Linked DNA regions of Homo sapiens: region 2 is linked to region 1. A link is an interaction called in ENCODE POLR2A ChIA-PET data of the cell type or tissue named here. Cell type or tissue: CD4-positive, alpha-beta T cell. All regions are shown on one strand. Links, peaks and the distances in the headings refer to the core of each region. The heading gives the core; the rest is flanking DNA.

The links. Peaks named below come from ENCODE experiments on the same cell type or tissue, not always from the same donor. Only the 100,000 strongest peaks of a DNase experiment are listed, where the experiment ranks them.
Region 2: POLR2A ChIA-PET joins it to region 1 with 13 read pairs; 2 of 35 experiments call an interaction of 5 or more read pairs at or near these places.

Annotation. Positions count from the first base shown.
Region 1 is chr13:20,473,719-20,478,718 of GRCh38, reverse strand. All of the region lies in intron 3 of CRYL1 (crystallin lambda 1), which reads left to right. Among named protein-coding and RNA genes, the nearest start is that of MIR4499, 42 kb to the right of the region's middle. RefSeq lists enhancers at 2,294-2,343, 2,414-2,613. In CD4-positive, alpha-beta T cell, for the core only: no CTCF peak of the experiment used is centred there; DNase peaks (open chromatin) are centred at 2,128 and 2,688; H3K4me3 peaks cover 1,235 bases; H3K27ac peaks cover 1,523 bases.
Region 2 is chr13:20,839,029-20,845,799 of GRCh38, reverse strand. XPO4 (exportin 4) reads left to right here. Exons shown (of 23, transcript NM_022459.5): 5 at 1,914-2,030; 6 at 2,752-2,905. Among named protein-coding and RNA genes, the nearest start is that of XPO4, 60 kb to the left of the region's middle. In CD4-positive, alpha-beta T cell, for the core only: no CTCF peak of the experiment used is centred there; no DNase peak of the experiment used is centred there.

The DNA of each region.
Region 1 (5,000 bases), core at 1-5,000:
GATTGCTTGAGCTCAGGAGTTCGAGACCAGCCTGAGCAACATGGTGAAACACCGTCTCTACCAAAAATACAAAAAATTAGTATGGCATGGTGGTGCATGCCTGTGATCCCAGCTGCTTGGGAGGCTGAGGTGGGAGGATCACTTGAGCCCAGGAGGTGGAGGTTGCAGTAAGCTGAGATTCTGCCACTGTACTCCAGCCTGGGTGATAGAGTAAGACCCTGTTTCAAAAACAAACAAACAAACCCAAATAAAAGAAAGACTGTACAGAGCTCTTTTGGAAGGATGATGTGGTATATTATAGTGCAAGTGAGAAAGTTGACTTCATGTTGATGATATAGTCAGTCTAGATGGAAACCAAATTGTCCCTTCTGCTTTAAAAGTTGTAGGTTGTTAAATTAATGCCCAAAGTCAAAATAAGCACATATCTAATAGAAACAATTTTATAAAGTCTGTTAAGTAGAAAATATAAATATAAGCTAAGAAAATACTTTTTGATCTTATCACTAGGTTAAAAACATGATAAGCCCATTCAAAAGTGGTCATGGCATACATATTTAATGCTTGGAAACTAGTAAACACTTTAGCAACTATAATATTTGCTTCTAGTCATTTTTTCTAGAGTATTTTACTTTCTGCTGTTAGCAATGGGAGATGGTTATTTATGAAGACTGTTGGATACTGTGTGCTACACAGAATACACCATGGAGCCTGCCCATATATATTTTTATATACATATATATATATATAACTACGTAATATATATATTATAAAATGATAATATATAATATACTGTAATATATACTATAATACATATGGTAGTATTTATAGTATAGTATTATATATTATCATATAATATATATTATACTATCTATATACTATAGTATATTATATTTTAGTATAATATATAATAGAATACATAATGGAATATTATATATTATCTATTATACAATTATATATTATCTAGTATACAAAATAATATATAATATAAAAATAATTTTTTAAAATTTATTATATATATTTTTAATATATTTTTAAAAATATTTTTATATATTTAATTTTAAACATTATTAAATGATAATATGTAATATTAAATACACCATGGAGCCTGCCTGTATATATACCTACTGTGTGTCAATCTCTTACTATGGGCCAGGTCCTGTGCCGCCCATTTTATGCAAAATGACCCACTTCAGTCCTCAGGACGCCCATGTAAAGTGGGTGCTAGTATTTATTCCATGCCATGCCCGCTCTCCAACCCCAATCATTGTTGCCTGCACACCTCAGGAATATTTTTGATTGTTTTACCTACTGCTATTTCTCCAACACCTAAAACAGTGCCTAGTTTATACAAATATTATATATATATATAAATTAATTACTTAAGATTTTTAGAGTCAAGGTCTTGCTCTGCTGCCCAGGTTGGAATGTAGCTGTGTGATCATAGCTCACTGACGTCTTGAACTCCTGGGCTCAAGCGATCCTCCCACCTCAGTCTCCCGAGTAGCTAGGACTACAGGCATGTGTCACCACACCCAGGTAATTATTTGTTGCTGTTTTTGAGACGGAGTCCCGCTCTGTCGCCCAGGCTGGAGCGCGGTGGCACGATCTTGGCTCACTGCAAGCTCTGCCTCCCGGGTTCATGCCATTCTCCTGCCTCAGCCTCCCGAGTAGCTGGGACTACAGGCGCCCGCCACCACGCCCGGCTAATTTTTTGTATTTTTCGTAGAGACGGGCTTTCACCATGTTAGCCAGGATGGTCTCGATCTCCTGACCTCGTGATCCACTCGCCTCGGCCTCCCAAAGTGCTGGGATTACAGGCGTGAGCCACCGCACCCGGCCTACACCCAGGTAATTTTTTAGTAGAGTCGAGGTCTCACTGTGTTGTCCAAGCTGGTCTTGAACTCCTGGGCCTAAACAATCCTCCAGCTTGGCCTCCCAAAGTGCTGGAATTGCAGGCATAAGCTACCTCGCCCTGCTGAGCCTGCGTTTTTAAGAGGTATGAGGCATAAGCGGGAATCTGGGAGCTTCATGTTAATGAAAAGTAAGGGACACCTGCAGAACTCGGTGCTGGCCCTGCTGCATGTTTTTCTTCCGGCTTGGGCTCCCTGCTGCTCACCTAGCGGTATCAGCACGCTGGGAGCATATCTGCTGACGCAGAGCTGCCTTGCTGTGTTTATTTTCATTTGAAAGTCAATATTCAAAGACTTGTTGCCCAGTAAGTCTGTTTGAACCACTGGGGGAAATCAAAAGGTTTCTTTCAAGGGGCGGCCTTTCACCTCTTATGGGTCTGGTTGACCTGTATCAGTCCCTGCTGCCCAGCAGAGACCTTCCTGCCTTTCGTTTTTCCTTTTTTTTTTTTTTTTTGAGATGGAGTTTTGCTCTGTCACCCAGGCTGTAGTGCAGTGGCGCGATCTTGGCTCACTGCAGCCTCTGCCTCCCGGGTTCCAGTGATTCTCTTGCCTCAGCCTCCTGGTAGCTGGGATTATAGGCACATGCCACCACTCCCAGCTAATTACCTTCCTGCCTTTCAGAGGCCCTGGCGTTCAGCAAGTATCGCATTGCACATTTGTGTGTGGGAAGACACCTGGGACACTGGAGTAGCTATTTCTGTTGTTTTGGCAGAGGAGGCTGCTACTGTGGTTTCCTCTGAGAGACCTACTGTGGTTTCCTTCCTTCCTGCCGCGTGCGCAGGACCTGCCCCGGAACTGCCGTGTGCGTGGGGCAGGTGACACAGGCCAGGATGAGGCTGTGGCCTTCCTGGAGCAAGTCCACTTTCCACTGACTGAGTACACTTACACAGCCTTCCTTTAACAGGCTCTCTGCCTGTGATTTGTGGATATGTCACCGGGACTCGTCCTGCGGCCTTTTGCTTCTTGCTTTGCTCGCGTTTGAAGGCACTTGCTATCTTGCCATCCTAGTTGGTAGGTGGTGGGTGGGAATCTTCCGCTGAAAGGGTCCCTGGTTTCTCTGAGCCTGGCCAGAGCCAGTTGCACAGCATCAGGTGATTCCCCTCTGTTCCCAAGGCCTCCTGAGGCTGATATGGCTCTTCTTTAGTCTTGGCCTATGACCCGCAGCTAATGGGAACTACTGTGCATCCATCCCTTACCATGGACCAGGTCCTGTGCCACACTCTTAACACAAAATGACCCACTTCAGTCCTCACGACACCCCCGTAAAGTGGGTGCTAGTATTTATTCCATGCCATACCCACTCTCCACCCCCAATCATTTTTGCCTGCACACCTCAGGAATATTTTTGATTGCTTTATCTACTGCTGTTTTTCCAGTACCTAAAACAGTGCCTGGCATGAGGCAGGAACTTAATAAACATTTGTTGATGACTGAATGGATTATCTGTTTAGAAATGACAGGATAAAGATCTCACCCCAGAGCCCAAAGGTGGAATCAGCCTTTGGGCCAGGTCGCTTGGACTCCAGCTGGAACCTGCATGCCTGCCACCCCTGCCAGGGAGGGAGAGACACGGGGTGTGATGGGGTCTGGGAATGCGGGGAGGCCCTCTTCCCGGTGCTCCTGAGGTGGCGGATGGCTCCCTCCTCCCTGTCCAGTTGTCTGCTCCTTCCCTGTCCCTGTAGCCTGGTGATGGCCATCCTGTCTGTGAGGCTGACTTCTGACTCGCCACTCTGGGCAATGGACATCGCGAGAGGACTTTGCTGCCCTGTGTTCCGGGTGTTGGAGGGTGAAGGAGGCTGCGCACGGGTCCAGATGCTGGGCTGTTAGAAGCTAGAGTGGATGGACCAAGAGTTCGGAGCTTGCTTGACCCTGAGGCAGGGGAGCCTTGTCCCTGAGACTTTGGGAGCTGAATCACAAGATCCAGAGTTGAGGAGGTCAAGATTGTTAAGGCCAAATGGTCTCCTTCCCTTTACTGAAAGTAAAGGAGGCTGGGGCAAGTCCAGGCAGGTGACGGTTTCTCCAGCAAACCTTTCTGGGCTGGTCATTGGCTGAGGGCCCTGGGAGGGGAGAGGAAGGTTGTGTGTGTCCCCCTGGACACAGCTGAGCCAGGAGCACTCTGAGTGTGAGCAGCTTGGGAGTCGCCGCTGCCTCTGAGGGGCCAGGAGCATTTTATTTCTTCCCAAGGTATCCTCTCATCTTTTCCTCAAGCTGTCCCTTGAAATACTTGGTTTGGCTGTGGAAAAATATTACTAATTACAATCACTTACATGAACAGGAACTCCATGCAGTAATTATGCATCTTGTCAAATAGGGGCTGACTGGCTCTTGGTAAGCCTTCTGAGGGCGACACAAAATTTTTCAAGTGTGTGTTGCTTTACCGGTTTGTTGCTTGTGGAATATGGCTCTCTCCTCCCAGCTCAGATATTAGAGGAAGCCTACATCCCATCCCTATGCAGCAACGGCTGGGGACGGGACAGGGCAGGTGGGCGTGAGAGCTGCCTGCTGCCGGCGCTGGTCCCGGACCGGAGGTTTCCTCCGAGATACCTAGTGAGCCCTTTAAAGGCCACTATGATGGCTGAAAGTGGAGGAAATTATGAAAAATATATTGTCAGCATCTTAAGATTCTGACTCTTGTATGCTTTTAAGTGGAACAGTTTCCAGGAGCCATAGTTGAGCTCTAGCTGCTGCTCTCTGTGGAATTCAGGACGTGCCCATGCCTTTCTCATTGTGCCCAGATGTTTTTATTCAGTGTCTGTCCCCTTCCCAGCCCAGAGGTAGGGAATCCCCTTCTTCAGAGAAGAAGAAATGGAAGCCGATGCCTGTCATTAATAGCCATGTGGGTGACCCTCAATGAAATTACCCTGTTACTTATACCCGATTCACTTGCTATGTTAACTAAATTACCCTGTTACTTATACCCGATTCACTTGCTGTGTTTTTGGTACTTTCCTGAGACGTTAGAATCCGTGAGAGCCATTGTTTTATTGTATAAATCATGATGAAAAGAGAAATGGAAAATGAGTTATCTTGAGTCTTAAGTGAACTGTTTTTGCTTTTCCTGTTTTGTTTTGCTCTGGGTGGGATGTAACG
Region 2 (6,771 bases), core at 1-5,000, 370 kb before region 1:
TCTACTTTCCCCACCAAAGCCTAGCTGTGTTTAAAAATCATGTTTATAGTTGATCCTCATGTTATTTAAATGTATCTGTCTAATGTTAATTGCTGGCACTATAATCATTAATCATTTTAAAAGAAAATTTTTGAAAATTAACAATTTTGTTAACTAAAAAAATGAAGGGATTGTACTTCCTGAATTTTGAGATCGCTTTAAACAGTAAAATGACAGAAATATGTGATCAACTGTTTTTTTCTGTGAGAGGCCTTAGTGCCTGGCTTCTTTGTCTCCAAGTGCCTGGGGCCATACAAAGGCAGTTAAATGGGTTTCTTGAAGATTTTGGGAGGAAGGGACATTTTTATATTAAGTCATGTATATTTTGAAGTAAAATTACAAAATGTGTGTGTTTATGCCAAACCAGTAACATTCAGAGAACTTTTATTGTTGCAGAAGGCATCTTTGATCATACCCCTAGATTCGCTAGAGAATTTGCATTTACTTCCAGGTGTGGAAAAGTCTGAGAAACTTCTTTAACATATGGGGTTTTGTGCCTTTCATAAATATTAGCTATATAGTCACGCTTGTTTTAGTTGAGATTAAGAGGCAAATAGGAATTTAACTTTATGTTTACTCTTTTTTCTTTGAGACTTAGTCTTACTCTGTTGCCCAGGCTGGAGTGTAGTGGCGCGATCTCGGCTCATTGCAGCCTTCGGCTCCCAGGTTCAAGCGTTCTCCTGCCTTGGTGTCCCAAGTAGCTGAGACTACAGGTGCCTGCCATCATGCCTAGCTGATTTTTTTGTATTTTTAGTAGAGACAGGGTTTCACCATGTTGGCCAGGCTGGTCTCGAACTCCTGACCTCAGGTGATTGCCTGCCTCGGCCTCCCAAAGTGTTGGGATTACAGGCATGAGCCACTGTGTCCGGCCTATGTTTACATTTTTTAAAGAAAAATTTCAGACATATACAAAATGGACAGATAGTCTATTAGTCACTCATGGAACCATCAGTCACCTCTCACCTTCAACAGATATTTCCTGCCAGTTTTTAGGAATTTAATATCATTAAGTTATTTGCTAAGATTTGCCAAGATAAGTATCTGTAAGGTCAAGGTACTGACATCAGAAGCATTTCTGAACAGAGATGTTGCAGTTGGTGGGTGGGTATGACAGTGTTCAGCTGTTGGATAAGCTTGCATAAATAGTATCATCTTGACTTTAATCTTTCGGTTGTTCAGAGGTAGTGTGCATATTTCTGTTTAACTCCTGGAAAGTTGCCAAAATAATTTGTATCCTCTTTCCATCCTTTGTACCTTGACTGTTTTAGTCTGGGAATAAAATCAATGAGTTGATATTAGGAGCCTGTTGGATAGAACCAATGAGAAGAAAAATCTTCATTTTTCTATTTAAAAAACTTTTGGGTATTACCTGGCTATAATATTTTGGACACTATAAAATCTGTTTCACTTTTCATCTATTTGGGAATGCATTTTACAAACAGAACGGGGTCAAACATGGGTTGAAATCTCAGCTGGCCTTAGATAAGTACTCCAGGTCACTTCTCTCAAATGTAAAATGAGGATATAGGTTGTTCTGCGAATTAAACAAAATAATACCTTCAACATTTATTATTTTTAAATATCATTTGAATTCCACTATTGAGTAGGAACAGTGTGTCCTGAGTTCAAGTCTTAGATGGATTTGTATAACTGCATTTGAGGAAGTACTATTAACACTGACCAGACCACTTAGAAAGGAGAGCTAATATTTATTTTGTCATATCTGATTTTCTGACTAGTTGTTATAAGATCTAAAGATACAGTGGAAGATCTAAAGTTAGGGAGAAAATGTTCTATTATGTTTGAACAAATGCATTGAAACAAAGCGTTGAAACAGTAATGCCTCACAATTATTTCTTATCAAATAATTACAGCAAACTCTGGCCTGTTCTATTCTGACTGCGCTATTGAGTGAATTTTCAAGTTCAAGTAAAACTAGCAACATTGGATTGAGCATGGAATTCCATGGTAACTGCAAAAGAGTTTTTCAGGTATTGGTAGTTTTGTTCTTGAGTTTTAATTATTGGATCATTCACTTTTTACTCAATCTATTCCTAATGACATGAGAATATTTATTTTATGTAGTTGAATGGTAGCCTGTACTTCAGGATTTGTTTTGTGATTTCAAAGGATATAGTAAAATGATAGGTTTGGTGAATGTAGTTGATGGTTTAAAATTACTTGTTTAATTCTAGTCTTAAAAACAATACTTCTATAAAGATCTTTAGTTTATTATTTATTTCTTATTGTGTTTAGATATAACTAATTCAATTGAAGGGACTCTGCTGGCCTTAAAAATAGGTCTGGAAGAATGCCAGAAGGCCGTGTATTTCAAATGTTATTGCAGATGGTGCGGGCTCTTTGTCTTGTATGTATTGTTTGGCTCTGGAGTAAAGTTATGTGAAGGCATTGGCTTAAATCCTAGGGCTCTGCACTATAGCAACTGACTCCTCTGGCTCCGCAGTAGTTGTCAAAGACTCTCTTCTCTATGGAAGTAGCATTTATATTCAAGTAAAAGTATTCCATCTGGCGTCACTTGAAAGCATACTGCGATGTAAATTACAAGTAGAGGCCTAAAAATGGAACACGTTCTTAAGGAAATGGTGTTTTCCATTGGAAATTTTAAGGTGTTTGTTTTGTTTCATGATTCTAAAAGGGGATACATTTTGAATAAATTTTTCATATAAAATATTTGTGATTTATTGACTATAGGAAGAAGACCTTCGTCAGATCTTCATGTTAACTGTTGAAGTTCTGCAGGAGTTCAGCAGGCGGGAAAACCTCAATGCTCAGATGTCTTCAGTATTTCAGCGTTACCTTGCACTCGCCAATCAAGTCTTGAGCTGGAACTTTCTTCCTCCAAATTATATCCTTTTAACAAATGAATAGTTTATCTGTGGTAATTTTCATAGGTGACTTAATTACAGCTCGGAGTCTTTCACCTCTGCAGCTTTCATAAAACATATTGAAAGAAAATAAGATTTTTTTTAAGAAATAGAATTTAATTTCTTTATAATGCCAAAAGACAGTGGATACTAGGATAATACTAGAAGATTTAAAAGTATTTACTCCTTTGTAGAAGAAGTTTGAATACATAGAAACGTGGTGGATGACGGAGCTGTTGCTAATTCAGGATTAGCATTATTCTTTGGGAAGGAAAAGGAAACAGGTAGAAATTACCTTTTAAGAAACCGAATCATTTTTTCCTTGGACAAGTAATTATGTTTGATTTTTTTGACTGACTTAAAGCTAGTTTGGAGTGCTCTAATTTAATCTTTATGGATGGTGATGTTGTTCAAGTATAGGTAATAAGTTAGTAATATGTTTACTCTTCAAGGGCCTTTACCAGTATAAAAAAATGAGAATTTTGTTTTTAGGAAATTATTCAAAAGTTTAAGTGGGTTGTATTATCAATGCATATATCTGCTTTTTAAATTAGTTACTTAAAGTAGAGAAATTTGTATTTCATAAACTTTAAGGAACTGCTGTCTCATTTACTATGCTGGGACATCTGCTGCCCGTTGATAGTAATATACAGTGACTACCCATTTGTTGTGTAAAGTCCAATAGATCTGGATTCAAGGCTCTGCTCATCTTAGGCAAATCACCTGAACCTCTCTGAGTCTCAGCTTTTCCAAATGTAAAATGGGGGTATGGATTGTTGTGTGAATTAAATGAAACAATACATTTAAAACACTCAGGAGTTAGTTACTATTTATTGAGCTCTTAATAGCCTCCGTGAATTAAATAGTTCATTATATAACTAACTGTCTTTTATACTCTTCTTTGTTGAACTAATACGCCTCTGTGTGGTATAGGAAATTTAATGCGACCTGTTCTAGATGTTTTTAATCTGAGAGTCTGTTCAGGAGAAAAAGACTGATGATAAGCAGACAGGAAATAGATGTGAAATCAGATCAGAGATCTAGTATGGGACTCATTTTTATTGTAACAAGAGCCAAGAGGAGCTACATTTACATATACAGAAACTCGCTAATTATTTGTGGCTGGTAAAATTATGACATTTAAAGGAGTGTGGTGGGGTATAACTCCTTCTTCCATTTAAACTTAGTCTATTCACGTAGTAGAATATTAACTGTGAAGGGCTCTGTCAGGTAAAGTGAGTCTGACTCGTGAGCTCTCCAGGTTTCTTTCCCAAAAGCAGTCACTGAGCTGCTGCATTATGGGGCAAAGCTTACAGTAAGGTCAGTCACTGTTTCCTTTTATTCTTATTCTGTAATCATCTTTCTCCCAATAACCAACTTTTTATCTTTAATATATTAACTTAATTCTTTTTGGTTGTCAAGAGGTGGCTACTTGCTTAGGTTTGCTTTTTAAAAAATTTCCCCTTTCAGTGTTTCAATATTTTTGTTCTAGGTTTTTTGTTTGTTTGTTTTTTTAAATAAAGTTGGTAAGGCAGGCTTTATTCAGGGGAGCCAATGGTGATAGATGTGGGGACCACCACAACAGGATCTTGCAGTTGGGGAGAGAGATTGGATTCAGCTTCTTGCTCCAGTGTTTTCAGTGGGGAAAGAAAAGATATTGAAAAACCTTGAGACATATTTTAAAATTAGCAGTCCATATGGAGCTATCAAAATATTAATTATATATGTAGGGAAAAATCAACAAAAGTTACACTGCATATATTTTAAAGTGTCTGTTTTAAGGGAAAATACAGTTGGTAGAGAGTGACTATTTTATAAAAAGAAATAGTTCTCTGGGAGTTTGGAAACAAAGCTTGTCTAAAAGATACACACACATAAAATATTTTATAAAGTACTTAGATAAAGCTTTGGAAAATCTGTCATCTGAAAATGATAAGCAATACTGCAGTGTTGCCAAAGGAAATAATTCCTTGTTTAAAGAAAGTATATCTTGGTTTTTGACTTGAGGATATTTTGCTTCATGGCTTATGAGTGAGTTCTTGTGTGACCTTTTCATATAGTGCCATTTGTTGGCTGACTGCACTACAGCTAAGTATTCTTTGAGTGGATTAGCTTTAAGTGTGGGAGAAAGAACTTGGCAGTGAGATTAAACTAAGCTACAGATTTAGCACTCATTAGGGAAATCAATTTCAAGGAACTCAATTCTGACTAATTTCTAATTTTGGAAATTACCTGGAGATCTACCATTCAATCAGTAAGGAAAAGAATGGAATAATTATGCAGCCTTGTACCATGGAGAGGGTCTAAATAATCAAATTTAACTTAGTTTAAAAGTGTTGAATTGATGCCTTTTAAAAGATGGTTTATCTGCTGGGTGCGGTGGCTCACTCTTGTAATCCCAGAACTTTGGGAGGTTGACATGGGAGGATTGCTTGAGTCTAGGAGTTCGAGACCAGCATGGGCAGCATAGCACAACCCTATCTCTACAAAAAAATACAAATATTAGCTAGGTGTGTGGTGTGTGCCTGTAGTCCCAGCTGTTCGGGAGGCTGAGGTAGGAGGATTGCTTGAGCCTGGAAGGTTGAAGCTACAGTGAGCCATGATCATGCCACTGCACTCACCCTGGGCGACAGAAGAGACCCTGTCTCAAAATAAAAATAAAATAAAATAAAATAAAAGGTGATTTGTCTCTTAGGATAGACAAATAATAAATCATGGAAAATTTGTGTATTTAGTGTTAAATATTTTGATAATTTAGAATGGTATGTTAAATGAGGCTGTGTTAAATTATCAGTAACAATCCCCCATTTATTAATTTTTTCTAATCTGCTTTCTTTTTTGTATCTATATTTTATATTGAGATAATTTTATTTTTATTTATTTATTTATTTTTGAGAAAGAATCTTGCTCTGTTGCCTAGGCTGGAGTGCAGTGACACTATCTTGGTTCACTGCAACCTCTGCCTCCTGGGTTCAAGCGATTCTCATGCCTCAGCCATCCAAGTAGCTGGGATTATAGGTGTGCACCACCACACCCAGCTTATTTTTATATTTTTAGTAGAGACAGGTTTTATCATGTTGTCCAGGCTGGTCTTGAACTCCTGACCTCAGGTTGATCCACCCACCTTGGCCTGCCAAAGTGTTGGGATTACAGGCATGAGCCACCATACCTGGCCCTGACTAATTTTTTTATTTTAATTTTTGTGGAGATGGAGTCTTGCTGTGTTGGCTAGGCTGGCCTCGAACTCCTGGCTTCAAGTGATTCTCCTCCTTCAGCCTCCCAAAGTGCTGGCATTACAGGCATGAGCCACCATGCCCAGTCTCAATAATAGTTTTATTGAGATGTAATTCACACACTATACTATATACCCATTTAGAATGTATAATTCAGTGTTTTTTAATATATTCATAGAGTTGTACAGCAATAATTGTCAGTAGTTTTAGAACATTTTCATCATCCCAAACACAAGCCCTGTGTCAATTAGCAGTTAGTCTCCATTTCCACCTTCCCCAGTCCGTAGCAACCACTTTCTGTCTATGCATTTACCTATTCTAGACATAGCGTATAAATGGAATCATATAATATGTGGTCCTTTGTGACTGGCTTCTTTTTGAGACGGAGTTTCACTCTGTTTCCCAAGGTGGAGTGCCGTGGCGCGATCTCGGCTCACTGCAACCTCTGCCTTCTGGGTGCAGGCGATTCTCCTGCCTCAGCCTCCTGAGTAGCTGGGACTATAGGCACACACCACTACGCCCTGCTAGTTTTGTATTTTTTAGTAGAGATGGAGTTTCGCCATGTTGCCCAGGCTGGTCTCGAATTCCTGTCCTCAAGTGATCTGCCTGCCTCG